Linked DNA regions of Homo sapiens: regions 1 and 2 are each linked to region 3. Evidence: chromatin contacts called from ENCODE Hi-C or POLR2A ChIA-PET data. All regions are on one chromosome and are shown on one strand. Each heading gives the region's core, a stretch centred on a gene start or an enhancer-like site at or near the end of the contact. The rest is flanking DNA. Distances are from core to core; before and after follow the strand shown. Region 1 overlaps ATXN1 (ataxin 1). Region 2 overlaps ATXN1 (ataxin 1). Region 3 overlaps ATXN1 (ataxin 1).

What was found. A loop is a pair of places that touch in the nucleus more often than their neighbours do. ChIA-PET counts read pairs that join two places held with the same protein, here RNA polymerase II (POLR2A). Pooled maps may share reads with other maps.
Region 1: a map with no recorded cell type shows a loop between it and region 3 (8-fold over the local background). The contact joins two enhancer-like sites. A Hi-C loop is called at or near these places in 3 of 168 maps with a recorded cell type or tissue (IMR-90, Panc1 and mammary epithelial cell), 2 of 37 single-sample maps with no recorded cell type and 9 of 50 pooled maps. POLR2A ChIA-PET finds 5 or more read pairs at or near these places in 4 of 52 experiments (GM12878, MCF 10A, T-cell and 1 more).
Region 2: a pooled map shows a loop between it and region 3 (2.1-fold over the local background). The contact joins two enhancer-like sites. A Hi-C loop is called at or near these places in 5 of 37 single-sample maps with no recorded cell type and 8 of 50 pooled maps. POLR2A ChIA-PET finds 5 or more read pairs at or near these places in 4 of 52 experiments (BJ, T-cell, WTC11 and 1 more).

What each region holds. Positions count from the first base shown.
Region 1 is chr6:16,318,697-16,321,898 of GRCh38, reverse strand. The region is part of intron 7 of ATXN1 (ataxin 1); the gene reads left to right. Among named protein-coding and RNA genes, the nearest start is that of GMPR, 82 kb to the right of the region's middle. RefSeq lists enhancers at 696-1,529, 1,442-1,561. Within about 2 kb of position 1,763, at least 32 of the 41 ENCODE cell types and tissues checked have a DNase peak (open chromatin) inside an H3K27ac peak, as active enhancers do.
Region 2 is chr6:16,437,789-16,440,766 of GRCh38, reverse strand. The region is part of intron 6 of ATXN1 (ataxin 1); the gene reads left to right. Among named protein-coding and RNA genes, the nearest start is that of GMPR, 200 kb to the right of the region's middle. Within about 2 kb of position 1,651, at least 2 of the 41 ENCODE cell types and tissues checked have a DNase peak (open chromatin) inside an H3K27ac peak, as active enhancers do.
Region 3 is chr6:16,730,140-16,733,040 of GRCh38, reverse strand. All of the region lies in intron 2 of ATXN1 (ataxin 1), which reads left to right. Among named protein-coding and RNA genes, the nearest start is that of ATXN1-AS1, 30 kb to the left of the region's middle. Within about 2 kb of position 1,305, at least 3 of the 41 ENCODE cell types and tissues checked have a DNase peak (open chromatin) inside an H3K27ac peak, as active enhancers do.

The DNA of each region.
Region 1 (3,202 bases), core at 514-3,013, 410 kb after region 3:
CGTTTTTTAATGCTTCACTTTTATACTTTCCAGAACAGCACAGCCCTTGTAAAAATTTATTAGCGTCGGTTAACAAAAAACCAAGAAGAGCATTAAGATGAACATGTACTGACCTCATGCTAAGCGGCACACAGACCTCATGGGAACTAAAGCCATGGCATATAAAACTGAGGGGTGTTTAGTTTGGGGATGATTTTTAAGGGGCTGAATTCCTCATTAAGACTGTGGAAAGATGCCCCCAGCATTGTCCCAGCTGACGCTCCAGACGAGGCAATGTAGGAGAAAAATGCTTTTCCGTGTTTGTCACTATCCCTGTGGCATTGCCCTGCCCAGTACAGCTTTTCTCCACTCGAGCAAAGCGTCTATGCATCCCCCAGGCCCCCACCTAGGTGCTGTGGGAGGAAAGGGGAATGCCAGGTGTTGTCCATTGTTACTGCGTGCACCAAAGGAAGCCTCCTTCCTCTTCAGTGGAGGGTGATAGCACGTTCCCCACCCTGGAAGAGAGTTGCTGCTTTGCCATGCCTTGATTCTGGTTGAGAGTCCCAAAGGATGACAGAATCACTTCCCTTGGGCCTCACTGCCAAATATAATCCACTTAATATCCTCCAAGTTTGAGGCCATAAGTCTGTGGCGCATCCAGATGCGACCCCCGAGGCGATAGCATCAACGTGGGAGCCAATGCAACTCAAAAGAAGGATGGGGCTTCGCACCTCCTCCTTGGGTAGGAAGTAGGTTAGCTGCTTGGAAAATGCAGGAACTGGCACTGAAGAGATCTGAGTCTGAACATATCCCTCACCCGTCAGTAGCACTGGGACCTTGTGCAATGTTAGTTTTCCCTTCCCTGCTTCAACTTAGATGGCTCGGGCCCTGAGAAAGTGATTCACAGCTGAAAAATAAATCAAAGGCCTCGTGTTCTAAAAAGAGTTTATGGAAGGAGAGGCAGCTGATGAAAGTCTAGAAAGAAGGCTGAACTTTTCCAATGAGCACAATAAGCCATTTTTACCCTGCCTGTAATCCTCGGGGTGGAATCCCGCGAGTGGCCGAGGCGAGCACCCTTCCCGCCGTTCCTGTTTCTAAGGCTAAATGATGTCATGCCAGCCTGCGTGAGCATATCAATCTGTATTTCTGAGTATGAACTGGATTTGAGGGGTGCATTGGTGCTCCAGCCCTCCAGATCAGTAAGACAACCAATGCAGAAACAAGGGCTCCCAGGCTCCTCTTCTGCAAGAGGCTGTTAGTGACGTGCCCGCTGGGACAGCCCTGCCCAGGATGGCCCCAGCTGGGGAGCCTTTGGCTTCCATCTGGCGGCGTTCTATATTATCCCATCCTTCTGTCTCACCCTTCCTAGGTTCAGCTTCTCTGAAGAGTACACAGCATTTGCTCAGTGGAGTTGTAAAATGTATTGGTAAAGTGCTCTGGGTTGACACGTTCCTTTGCTTCTTTCCTAAATGCCAGGCTCTGTGTTATTAGGGCCGTCTGTCGCTTCCCAGCGCCTCCCGAGGTGACTGCTTCCCTGACTCGGTGGCTGCTTAATATTCAGTGCCATTTCCTCCTCCCGACTGTCCTGGCGTGGGTGTGAGTGTGCCTGTGTGTGTGCTCGTACAGCAGTTGTTATCATGATGTACTTACTGGCTGTCTACCGATGGCTTTCCTTTCATTCTACTATTTTTTGGTTGACTTCTGTGAGCTGTGAGTCATCGGTGGTAACATTATGCATTGAATGGATTAGCTGGTACCTAAAAATAGCCGAGGCCCTCATGCAGGCGGCACATGAGCCTGTAGAGTCAGTCCCTTTGCAGCCAAGGCAGACCCACTTGCCAACATTGAACATGCCGAGCTTGGTGGCGATGAATCCTAATGTATCAAAAAATAGATAGTTGGTGACTGCCCTGTGTGCAGAGCCCAGCCCTGGATTTGTGCCGCAGTTGTTGGTAATACACACTTCCTGTCTGTTCTGGTGCTGGAAAGGCTCCAACAGAGAAACTATGTCAAACCACATTTTTGTTTGTGGGTCTTTGTACCTCTCTAAAAAAAAAAAAAAAGGAGAAAAATGCTCTCCTTTAAACTGTATGTGCTATATGTGCCCCCAACTGGGTCATCTTATATGTTTTGATTCTCTCAGACTGTTGTTGTTTATAGCATTTAGAAAAAAATTAAAGACTATTGTTTAAAGCAGTTTTAGGTGTACAGCAAGTAGAGAGAGGTCTCACACACCTAACAGTTTTCCCTGTTATTAAAATCTTGCATTGGTGTGATAGATTGGTTACAACTGATGAGCCAGTACCGATACCTTATTTTTAACTAAAGTCCATAGTTTATACTACAGTTCACTCTGTGTTGTACATGCTGTTTTTGATGAATTTATGATGTCATGTATCCAGCATTACATTATTATACAGAACAGCTGTACCACCCTAAAAATCCCTTATGCATCAACTATTTGTCCCCCACACCCCACCTGAAACTCCTGGCACCCACTGATCATTTTACTCTCTCCATAGTTTTGCCTGTTCCAGAATGCCATGCAGTTGGAATCATCCGGTATGTCGCCTTTTCACATTGGCGTCTCTCACTTAGCGATATGCATTTCAGGTTCTTCCATGTCTTCTTGTTGCTCTGATAGCTCATTTCTTTTTAGCACTGAATATTATGTTGTTCTTTAAGGCACATTTTTTTTTTTTGAGATAGGGTCTTGCTCTGTTGCCCAGGCTGGAGTGCAGTGACACCATAATAGCTCACTGCAGCTTTGACCTCCTAGGCTCAAGCAATCCTCCCACTTCAGCCTCCCTAGGAACAGGGACCACAAGTACACACCACCACGCCCAGCTAATTTTTCTATTTTTTTGTAGAGACGGGGTCTTGCCATGTTGCCCAGGCTGCTCTTGAACTCCTGAGCTCATGTGATCCTCCCGCCTCAGGCCCCCAAAGTGCTGGGATTACAGGGATGAGCCACCCTTCCCTGCCTAAGGCACACATTTTAAGGCCCCAGAAAAGGAAGGCAAGTGAGCTAGAACCTGTGTGCCTAAGGGCTTCCGTGTCACAGCTGCTGTGGTCACTCACTGGGCAGTGTCCTTCCTGGCCATCCCTGAGCCTCCCCACAGGGCCTTCCCACAAGGGAGCTCTGTGAGCCACGCTACCATGTGTAAGAAAAACCCAGCTTTTAATGTGGGATTTGTGTTAGGAGGCGTCCCGGTGCTAGGGT
Region 2 (2,978 bases), core at 402-2,901, 290 kb after region 3:
CTGGCAGGGAGGAGGAGGGCAGGGATTCTGAAAAATTTTTTTAAACTGTGCTACCTTTGACACTGGTGCCATCATCTTCCCTGAATTCCCGCTTTAATTTTTTCTTTTCTTTTCTTTTTTTTTTTTAAGACAGGGTCTCACTCTGTTTCCCAGGTTGGAGTGCAGTGGTGCTATTTTGGCTCACTGCAACCTCTGGCTCCTGGGTTCAAGCAATCATCCCACCTTAGCCTCCCAAGTAGCTGGGACTAAAGGTGTATGTATGTATTCCCTCTTGTGTTCCTTCTTATTTGGTCTTCATCTAGAAAATGGTTTTTTTTTTTTCTTTTACTTCAAATTCTTTCCCACGTTCTTTTGCCTCTCTCTATCCAACTATTTGTTTTCTCCAATCACTTCATTTCTGAATGTTTTTATTGGGATTAGTGTTCCTTTATCTCTTCTTACTTCCTCATTTTCTTTTAGCTCTTTTGAAATATCAAAGTTTTCATCTGTTTTGGGGGCATGTCTCTGTGGTAAGAATGTGCCACCACGCCTGGCTAATTTTTTGTATTTTTGGTAGAGATGGGGTTTTGCCATGTTGCCCAGGCTGGAGACTCCTGGGTTCAAGCGATCCACCCATTTAGACCTCCCAAAGTGCTGGGATTACAGGCATGAGCCACCGCACCTGGCCCCACTTCAATTTTTTTTTTTTTTTGAGACGAAGTCTTGCTCTTGTCCCCCAGGCTGGAGTGCAATGGCACCGTCTCAGCTCACTGCAACCTCCGCCTCCCGGGTTCAAGTGATTCTCCTGCCTCAGCCTCCCGAGTAGCTGGGATTACAGGTGCCTACCATCACACCCACCTAATTTTTGTATTTTTGGTAAAGATGGGGTTTCACCATGTTGCCCAGGCTGGTCTCGAACTTCCGACCTCAGATGATCTGCCCACTTCAGCCTCCCAAAAGTGCTGGGATTACAGGCGTGAGCCACTGTGCCTGGCCCCACTTTAATTTTTTAATAGTGCTTGAGAAGATGTTTCTGCTAAATACTATGCCTCTGGATTAAACCTCAAATACTTCAAAATGAAAAGTTTGATTTCGGTCACAGATTTTTAGTAAATACTTTTTAGGGACAAGAAAACTACAAAGTGCTTTGAAAAACAAAACAAGCTCAATTTTTTATTTGTTTAACATATGTAGAAAATAAAATTAATACACGTATCTTTTCCAAATTAACACAGTATGAAACCAACCACTACTAATTCATCAAAAGACACAATTTAGATCAAGTTTAGGCTTGGTTAGGACGCTGGACGCTGAGTAAATGGTAGCTCTGAGGCTGAAAAAAAACCCCTGAGTCACTCTGGTACACATTCTGATGTCAGCATCCCCACCCCACCCCAACCCTTATTCCCGCCCCGCCCCCGGCCCCGCCCCCCCCCCCCCCCCCCCCCCGCGAAAAGAAGTCTCTAGCTCTGAAAATTGGCTTGTTATAACTTTACAAATGTAGTTGCCAAATTGCCATTGACATCACATTTTTCTTTTTGGCTTTTAGTAGCTAGATAGTAATACTATAAAGGAACTCTCTGCTTTTTCTATTTTGTCCTTTTTAAATTCTTGGAGGCCCTTCATAACATGGAACACAGGATGGGCAAACGTGCTTCTTATAGTGTAGGTTAGATTTAGCACCTTTTGACAAAGGGCCTTGTTTCCTGTGCAGTTTAAATTTAGATCCACTGAGAATCTGAGAAATTCAGTAATGAAAGGGTAACTTTGGAGTTTCCTCTTTTGGAAGCTTTCCTTATTAAATTCTATTAATGACTCTGTTAGACTTGATTCCCATCTTACACAAGAGATTCCAGAATAGCAACTTGAATTGCTTCTTAGTCCCTCTTACGAAGTCACTCCTTCATTTGGCATTGATCGAGTACCTCCCGTGTACTGGCTGACGGGGCTTATATACAGAGCCACTACCTTATTTTTCATTCTGTTATTTTAAGAGTTTCTTGATAGTCCATCTACTTAAGAAGTGTTGCTATTAAATTTCAGTCTATCTCATAAATATTATTCTGAGATCCTCCTGGCTGGATTTATAGGTATAAATCATTCTTGGATAAAATATACAATATAAACAGTAAGTGGACCAGTTATCTGATTATACGTGCTCTGAGTCTACAGAAAGACAATATCTTGGTATGTTTCAGGAGACTTGTAGAGATGAGGTGTAGGACTTCTCATTTCTAATTAAAACTAATTAAAATTTACTGTCTACAAGGGAGATGGATTGAACATCACCTTTACCTTTCTCTTGACAGCAATGAAACCTGACTCAAAGCTGGCACTAAATGTATTATTTCAGTATCTGTGTCCTATTATGTGTTGTAATATTTTGGATTAAAAAATGGAGAAAAAATAAACAAGAAATTTTTATTTCTGCTAAAAAGTCAACAGAGTCCATTGTTATCTTTCTTTGCTTTTCAGATGGCAGAAATTGGGTGTCAGGTCCTATAACACAGGGGTTCCCAACCCCTGGGCCATGGACCATTATGGGTCTGTGGCCTGTTAGGAACTGGGTGGCACACCAGTAGGTGAGAGGCAGGCGAGCCGGCATTAGCCAGCTCAGCCAGCCTAAGCTCCACCTCCTGTCAGATCAGTGGCAGCATTAGATTCTTTCTCATAGGAAAGTGAACCGTACTGTGAACTGCACATGTGAGGGATCTAGGTTGTACCTTCCTTATGAGAATCTAATGCCTGATCCCCCTACCCCTAGCCTCATGGACCAGTGCCAAAAAGTTTGGGGACCACTGCCATAAGAAGTCCCGACCAGAAGTGTCACATCTTTCTATTGCATGATGCTGCTTCTTGAACACCCATAGTAGCCAAGGCCAGAATTAGTGTGGCACCCTCTTCCCCAGACAAGGTCCATGGACAGTGCATTTCAAAATACAGGAAGCTCTCCTTACACTCTCTGCTACCTAGCTTCCATGGTTATCAAGTAATTATAC
Region 3 (2,901 bases), core at 56-2,555:
TTGGAAAATATGTTTGAATAATTCACTACATTTAAAAAATAGGTAAAGAGGCTTTTGGTTTTGGTTGCAAATTGCACTCATCCATGGAAGTTTTTCAAGGGCCATACAATTCTGTAGATGGAGGTGGCAATTTAATGCAGTCTTAGCTGTTTAGGATTTAGAACTATGTTACTTTTAATTTACTTCCATGAAATTACAAAAACATGTAATGAAGCTAAAAAGATTTCAAAAGAAGCACATCTAGTCAAACATAAAAGTACTTAATAAGGGCATACATGTAGAAGTATATTAGTCTTTGCACATATTTACATATGTATGTTTTGGTTGCTTAATATTTTTCAAGTGCTGCATGCATTTGTATGTGTAAATACAGTGTGCACCCTTTATAGAACTAGTGTTGGGGGACTCTTTTATCAGCTATTATGATTTGGAGCTTTATCAAATGGAGTGATTTTTTTTTGTGTGTGTGTGAGATGGAGTCTCACTCTGTTACCCAGACTTGAGTGGAGTGGTGCCATCTCGGCTTATTGCAACCTCTGCCTCCTGAGTTCAAGCAATTCTCCTGCCTCAGCCTCCAAAGTAGCTGGAATTACAGGCACCCATTAGCACGCCTGGTTAATTTTTGTATTTTCAGTAGAGACGGGGTTTCACCATGTTGGCCAGGCTGGTCTCAAACTCCTGACCTCAAGTGATCCACCTGCCTCGGCCTCCTAAAGTGCTGGGATTACAGGCGTGAGCCACCACACCCGGCCGGAGTGATATTTTCCAATGGTCATGATTCTGGCCTGTAACACCAAGCAGTATAACGATGAGATTGAAGTGTGACCATGTGCGTCTGCCTATTTTTATGTTCTATCTCATCTTTTTGCTTGGAGAAAAATTATGTTGAAAGACTACAGTGTGCCTATAAAGCTTCAAATATGAAAAAAGAGCTACATATGACACTTTGTTGCAGTTAGTCCATTGTCTCAAAAACATGCTATAAAAATATGACAACTAGAAAAGTCTTGGCAAATGTAGCATGAGTGTTGCCGGTTTAAAAGCCGTGTTTGAGTACTCTAAAGTACTTTTCTGTGACAGCTATTACTATAGGAATTGGCACCAGCTAAGAAAATTTACAGTTTAATACTTTAGAGCAAATAATTGCTTAGGGTGCTTTAAATAGCACAGGAAATGTGTAGAGTGTTTACTTGACATTTGCTATATTGAACACTAATACTGAAACAGATTCTTTGACCACAGAGAATGCCAGTGTAGGAGGGGTGGGGGTAGGTGGGAGAAAGAGGCGGAGAAGGAAACGGCAATACAATTAGATAAAAATTAAATGACAAATGTACTTTTTCATGATACAGAGATATCATGGGGAAAAATGCCCATTTGTTTGATCAAGTAATCTTCTAGTGTGGTAGCAGAAAGCAAAGTACAGACAACTTCCTGGGATTAGGTTCCTCCTGCTAAAGGCTGTCTTCACCAGAAGGTCAAAGCCTTGCAGCCCTTGGTCGCTCTGGTTTATTTTTCAAGCTCCTGAAAGCAAGAGGAATGACCTCCGTTTTTATTAAAAAAAAAAAAAAAAAAAAAAAAAAAAAGAAAAGAAAAAAAAAGCCTCTCTCGTTATCTGTCTAATCTGCACATGCTTGTGATTTTTTTTTATGACGACTCTGATGCCCTCATTTCTCATTGCAGCTCAGTGCTTGTGATGTTTTTTTCCCCTGAATGCATCTTGCACTCCCAGAATCTTCTTTTCATTCTTCCCTGGCTCTGTTAATACGGGTCTTATCTTAGAACGGGGTCTAGTGCAGTTTAGTGTAGCTCTTACATGCAGAGCATTTTTTTTTTGCACAAACTGCTTCTCGTGGATTGTGATTCAGTTGCACTTAAAGGGAAAAATAGAGTATATTTTAGGCTACTAAACCTCCTTCCATTTGTAGGCATTTGAGCCAGTTATACAGTGTCTTTCAGGGAGTTTTACATGCATATGTTAATAACCAGTGGCACCTGTGATAGGTCCAGGAATGTGAAATTGTGCAACGTTAATGACATTTGTCCAAGCTTCTTCCTTCTATCTTGTCAATATGAGCTACTTTTAAATACACAAAGGAATTTTGAAAACACCAATCAAAAGTCAAAATTTCACCCTGCAGCATGGCCCGGCACCCAGAACACTCAGCAAGAGGAAGGTCTGTATTTATGGCTTTTCCACTGACTTGAAATTTGACCTGGAATAAATCATGTTTAACTTCTTTATGCTTCAATTAGCTTTTGAAAGATATGTGTGGTTGTGTTTAGCCAGTGGAAAGGCAATAACTGAAGTTCACAACGAAAGGAGAACTTGAAGGGAAATTTTGTTAGGAAAGAACAGTGGGCAAGAATACAATCTTCAGGCAGGGTGCTATTCCTAAAAAGTCTTGGTACACATGGTTCCTAAGGAAGGTGGGACATTTTCTTATAATATTCTTTCTGTATTTTGTAGAATTAAGAAATATATTATTGTACATAAATATTTTATATTACATTATATATGTATAAATACATTTATATATATATATATATATACATACTGTTTTACCCTTTAACTCCAGAAAGCTTTGCGTTCACACATCTTTTTCCCTAACTTCTACCTATAAAGGGATTTTTAGTGATAATCTTGAATTTAAATTGTAATCAAGCAGTAACAAACTTCATTTAATATGCAGACATCTAATTTTATAAAGGAAATTCCAAGTTATTGTTCATTTCCATTTATTAATTTATTTATTTTGGGACGGAGCCTCACTCACTCTGTTGCCCAGGCTGGGGTGCAATGGCACAATCTCACGTCACTGTAATGTCCATCTCCCGGGTTCAGGTGATTCTCCTGCCCCAGCCTCCTGAGTAGCTGTACAGGCGTGCACCACCATGCCC